2 separate regions of the Homo sapiens genome follow, and region 2 is linked to region 1. Evidence: read pairs that join two places in POLR2A ChIA-PET (ENCODE). Cell type or tissue: GM12878. All regions are shown on one strand. Each heading gives the region's core, and the rest is flanking DNA. Links, peaks and the distances in the headings are about the cores only. Region 1 has its middle 35 kb from the start of HECA. Region 2 overlaps REPS1 (RALBP1 associated Eps domain containing 1).

The links. Peaks named below come from ENCODE experiments on the same cell type or tissue, not always from the same donor. Only the 100,000 strongest peaks of a DNase experiment are listed, where the experiment ranks them.
Region 2: POLR2A ChIA-PET joins it to region 1 with 5 read pairs; 9 of 35 experiments call an interaction of 5 or more read pairs at or near these places.

The regions. Positions count from the first base shown.
Region 1 is chr6:139,098,956-139,101,877 of GRCh38, reverse strand. No RefSeq gene overlaps it. Among named protein-coding and RNA genes, the nearest start is that of HECA, 35 kb to the left of the region's middle. In GM12878, for the core only: no CTCF peak of the experiment used is centred there; a DNase peak (open chromatin) is centred at 1,667; H3K27ac peaks cover 341 bases.
Region 2 is chr6:138,979,664-138,982,585 of GRCh38, reverse strand. The region is part of intron 1 of REPS1 (RALBP1 associated Eps domain containing 1); the gene reads left to right. Among named protein-coding and RNA genes, the nearest start is that of REPS1, 7.1 kb to the left of the region's middle. In GM12878, for the core only: no CTCF peak of the experiment used is centred there; no DNase peak of the experiment used is centred there; H3K4me3 peaks cover 327 bases.

The sequences.
Region 1 (2,922 bases), core at 124-2,623:
CCGCCTCCTGGGTTAAATGATTCTCATGCCTCAACCTCCTGAGTAGCTGGGATTACAGGTGCCCACCACCACTCCCGGTTAATTTTTGTATTTTTAGTAGAGACAGAATTTCACCATGTTGTCCAGGCTGGTCTCAAACTCCTGACCTCAAGTGATCCACCTGCCTCAGCTTCCCAAAGTGCAGGGATTACAGGCGTGAACCACTGCTCCATTTAACTGGATTTTTAAAATTCAATCTGACAATCTCTGTTTTTTAAATACTGTGTTAATTCATTTATATTAATACATTATATATTTAGATTTAATTTTAGTATCTCATTTTGTGCTTTTATTATGCCGTTTACATTTCTTCTTCTTCCTCCTTTTTCTCTTTCTTCTTTCCTGACTTCTTTTTGGTGAATTTGGTTTTCTACATTTCCTTTTATTTTTCAACAGGTTTGGAAGTCTTACTTTTTAGTATTCCAATTAGTTTCATTTTGTTCTTAGATTTTTAACAAGCTACAGTAGGTTCTGGCCAAGCTTGTCTTACCTAACCACTCTTCAGCTTTGCAACCCAGGAGATAACTAGTTGCATACAACCACAGCCTAGATGTTATGTATAACTTGTGTACCCAGAAACAGAGGTTCAATGATACAGCTACCTAAAGACCGCTTTTGCAAACATAAAAGGTAATTATGTTGGAGTTTTAGAAACTGGTATACAAAAGGCATGATAAACAATGCCTTACCTTAAACAGGTGGAAAACTACTGCCCACTCAGGCATGTCTGTGAAGCTTTGGGGGGACTTGAAAACCATGCTCACTGCACGTCTGCCTGCCTGATGTTTTCCATTATGCTTAGAGCTTATCACAGTAAGATGCGACAGTACACGATTTATTAGTCAAAGTGCTCATTTTCATTAAGACCTGGAATCAGCCCTCGGTGGAACTACTTTGCCCAGACACTTAACAAAATCTAAATTCATTAGTACCTTGGACCTGATACTTGGCAATAGGAGAACCTGAACTACCTATATTCACAAACACCCTCTCATCTCTCAAGTAACTCATTTTCCATGTAACTATTTGTTGTTAACTCCCCCAAATAATCATCAATATTTGTTTTTTACTTATTTTTTAATAATTTATTTCATTGTTCACTTTATATTTCAAATTCCTGGGGGTATGAATCTTTGTTGTATCTGCTGTCACCCATGGTTAATGATATGTTTGTAACTTTCTGTGTATGCCAATAAACTTGTTTTATTCTGTGGGAATCCTATTAGCCTGGGTTGTAGGATAGTGCCTCCAAGGAAGTTTTGTATTTTTCTCTGCTCTAACTTGAAATAAATTTTTATTTAATTGCTAGATAGGAGGTTTACATACCACACACATAGTAAGCAAAGAAATACAGACATTACTAGACATAAGATTTTAATGTGTGATAAAGACTTACAAATTAGATGTTGAAGAAAAAAATTATTTTTTAAAGTAGTGCTGCTAACACAAAGAATATAGTTATGTATGAAAATTAAAACAAAACTAGGAGGTCAGGGGAATCCCAGGACGAAAGGCAGAATGTGACAAAACAATCTAACTCTATTACAAATGCATGAAACAGCCTTACAAATGTTTCAGGCGCTGACCTCAAACTTTGGAAATGAGCAAAGTCTGAGAAACTAAAGGCAAAAGAAACTACACAGGCACTATACTTCTAGCTGAGAAAGTTGTTTCCCACAGAGTTTAACAATTCTGCTACTATTCTACATGTATACTCTGGTTGAACAATGAAGTAAACACATGGCAGGTGGTAGGAGCCAGGTTTCTCACTGTTGAAGTTGGAGGTTACAGATAAGCAAGGGGAGAGTCTAGAGCAATCTTAGTATTAAGGAATAAAGTTGGAGGCATCAATATGAATTCATGTTTAGCTTAATATAGATACAGATGGTTACATATAGAAATTTGTATGTGTGTGTGCGTGTGTATATATATACATGTTAGTATACACACATAGATTTCCTTGCACTGTCTGCTAAGAGGGCCTAGAAACAACAACACTGGAGTAACAAGCACACTTAGCACCCGCATTCCAATAAAAGTAACCAGAGCATCTTGGTGAAATGGCTGATTCTAAGATTGAAACAGAAAATATACAAGGTGGGCCTGGAACATCTCATAGTGCCAGAAAGTAAGGAAGTGCTAAATCATGCAAACCCCCTGCCCCCAGACACACACGAACAATGAGGGTAGTCAAAAGGACCCAGGAGTCAAAGGAAAGAGCTTTCAATGGCCAAGCTGGAACAATTTGTGCAACGACAACAACTAAAAGAAATAACATTGGACTATCACTCAAAATATAAAATAAATATTTATGAGTCTATACTGATGCATGAGTTTTTTTCACCCCTTCACTGGACATGCGGCAGGGGCACCACGTCTACTTGGCCCACTGTGCTCAGCCCCATGTGGAGGGAGCTTGTGAGTGGGCGAGTGCGGGATCCAGATGGCTGCTCTGGGTGCCAACACAGAAGCAAGCTCCATGTGGGGCCTGCAGTCAGACCAGGTGTGTTGCCTCAAAGGGAACGTGGTGGCACCCAGGTGAGGGTGCCTATGACCCTGAAGGCCCAGAGCAGGTGTCACAGTGCTGTTTAATTCCATCATCTGCAGTCTGATGGACGGCAGTGTGTTAGCAGCTCAGCTGGCCCCTTGCCTCATTGTGTGGGGTGACTGCCCTCTGCCAGAGAGGGCAAAGGGCCAGTGTGACAACCTTTTCAGGGTACCCGCACTCAGTGGGTCCCAAGCTCTTGTCCAGCATCCAAGAAGAATGAGGTCACGTGGACGGCTGAAGGATGGTGAAGACAGAGAATTTTACTGAGTGATGAAAACAGCTCTCAGTGGACAGGGGAGCTGAAGAGGGGCCAGGAAGGGCAGGTCATCTTCACC
Region 2 (2,922 bases), core at 278-2,777, 120 kb after region 1:
GTCAGCTTTTCCCAAAGTAGTTTATTTTGTTTTTTAAAGATTAGGAAAGATATACTATTTACCACACTAATCAGAATGTTTTCTTAGCTTTTACCAAAAGCTTCTGTTTTGGGAAATGTCTTAAAACTTCATACAGACTTTGAATGCATAATAGATTGATAAAGGGTTCTAGTACTAACTGTTCTTTCATTGAGGTTTGTAAGCAATGTACCCTGTTAATGAAGCTGAAAATCTTTAGATCATTTGTGTAGAGCAATATCTTGTTAGAATATTTGCATAACACATAAATTTAATGGGGAAAAGCAATAACAGTGAAACAAACCATTTTGTTTTTGTCTTGAAACTTGTTTAAATCAATTACAAGATCTGGCATTAGTGATAAGTTTAAAAATAGGAAAGCAGAGCTCATTTCTGTGTTGAAAGTTATAAACTTAATAAGTCTCAGGTTTGTTATTCTGGAGTAGTGGTTTTTAGTTCTGAATCACTAAAATAATTGTAATAAACTACAGAAATAATCTTGCCATAATCACTTACCTATACACAGTTGAAAAAGATACTGTTTGTGAAAGAAGTCACAGTCAATGTGTTTCTGTAGTGTCCTATTTATTTACTTTTAAAATTTCTGTCTTCTTGAGTTTCTTGTGCTAGTTTCAGTCATTTTGTTTGTTTGTTTGTTTGTTTTAATCAATAGCCCAGAGTTAGAGTTTTAGTATATTGGGAATTCGTGCCAAACATTTGATGGAGCGACACAAGAGCATGAGAAGCTGGTATAAAGAGCACTAACTGTGGGAGGCAAGTTCCAGTTCTGGCATCAGCTAACTTTGTAACCCTGAACAAATCACAGAATGTCTGATATAGCTATGGGATTGGGTTTTCATGATTTCTGACTCAAATGAGAGTATCTTTGTGTAGGAGCGGCTAATCTATTCCAGCCACACCCCTTTAAAAGTAGCACAAAGTCTTGTGGTTAGTTGCTCCACTATCTTGACACTGGAACAGGATTATTTGACATTCTTTGAGGAATACAAAGAGGAGATATATACAAGAGGAAACTGATGAAAGGGTCATAAATCCATGGGTGCTTAGTTCTTCAAGGTCGTGAGAATTTGAAATGGGTGATAAGACTTGTCATTTCTGATGTTTTCCCTTATATAGGTTTTATTTTCTGTAGCCTTTCCTATTATAGATGCATCTTCACTCATCTTTTCCCTCTGTGTAAGAAATTTGTCTAATGGAAGTTAAACTGTATACCAGATTTCATTGAGATTTGATAAATTCTAAGACTTAGGCTTTTTAAAATTAAGAATACTACATCTCTTCTGCATTTTGTTTCAAGAATTAGCCAGGTGTTGAATTTGGGGTCTGTCTCATTAAATAATGAAGACAGAATTTATTAGTCTGTCTCTTTTGGGCTGTTGATTCCGTTGAGATTCTGCTGCACGCACTGGACATCTGCTTAGAAAACATAGTTCCACAGAATTTTGCACTTAATTTGTGATTTCCAGCCTTCCCCTAATTGAGTCAAGCTCATCTTATGGACTTCTACATTAATTCAGTTTTAAGGAAGAGCAGGCTGACCTGTGAAATGCTAAACACTTCTGTCTTAAATCAGTTTTAAATACTTTCAACAAAGACTTCTTTGTGGCTGTTCTTTGTATTGGGGGTATACATGCAGTGGTGAAGGATCAAGACATCTTCTCTGACTTGTGCCAATGTCGAAAAGAAAAAGAACTGGCCAGGCGTGGTGGCCTGCACCTGTAGTCCCAGCTACTTGAGAGGCAGAGGCAGGAGGATCACTTGAGCCTGGGAAGTTGAGGCTGCAATGAGACATAGTAAACATAGTAGTGTCATTGCACTCCAGCCTGGGTGACAGAGCAAGTCTCCGTTCCCCCCCCCCCCCGCCCCACCCACAAAAAAAAAAGGAAAAAAGAACTGTGTACAATAATAGAGAATCATTGGGTGGTAGAATCAGAGGAGGTAGTGGGGACCTACTTAGGTGTAAGGGAAGGCCCCTTAGAGGATGCCTGGATGGGGGGTCAGGGGAGGGAGAATAAGGTGTTTCATATAGAGAGAACTGGGAAGGGCCTGAGGCTGTGAAGAGCACAGTGTGTTTAAGGAACTGAAACTGTGGACAAGAGGGGAGAATGGCAGGGACTGCATAAGGCAGGCCCTTGTACTCAGTGATAAGGAATTTGGATTTTAGTGGAAATATACTAAAAGTTTTTATTCGGGGGTGTAGCATCATCTGAATTATATTTTAAAAGATCATGCTGACTGCTGTATGAGCAAAAAGAATACTGGGGGCAAGTGGAAGCAGATACGCTAGTGGATATGCAACAGTCCAGGCAGCAGACAGCAATGGCTTAGATTAGCGAGGTGGCAGTAGGATAGAGAGCAGTGGACATCTGTGAGAATTTTTTAGGTGGTAGAAATACGAAGGCATAAATAGGGTTGGATATGGAACATAAGGGAGGGGAAAGAACTCAAGGATGTTGCTGGAAGTTGCCACTATTGGATGGTTGGAAGAGGAGTGGATTTTGGGGGGGATTGTTTCGTGGGAGAGGTAAGGGTGAATTCAGCAGTTCCCCTTTTGTCTATCTTAGTTCTCAGAAGCCTGTAAGATTGTCAAGTAGGCCTGTTAGAGAGATCTATACATCTTGAGGAATTCAGAGATACTTGGCTTAGAGATGTCAGTTTGAAGATTGTCACTATGTTAGTGATACTTAAGGTAATGAAATAATTGAAGAAAAGATTATAAAGAAGAGAGAAAGATTGACTAGAACTGGAATCCTGAGGAATGCTGAACATTTCTAAGTTGGGTAAACTGGAAGGCTTCTTGGAAGGACGCTAGGAAGCACACAATCAGAGTGGTACAAATTGGGAATGTGTAATATATAGTATTATCATGTCGTGGATGCCAAA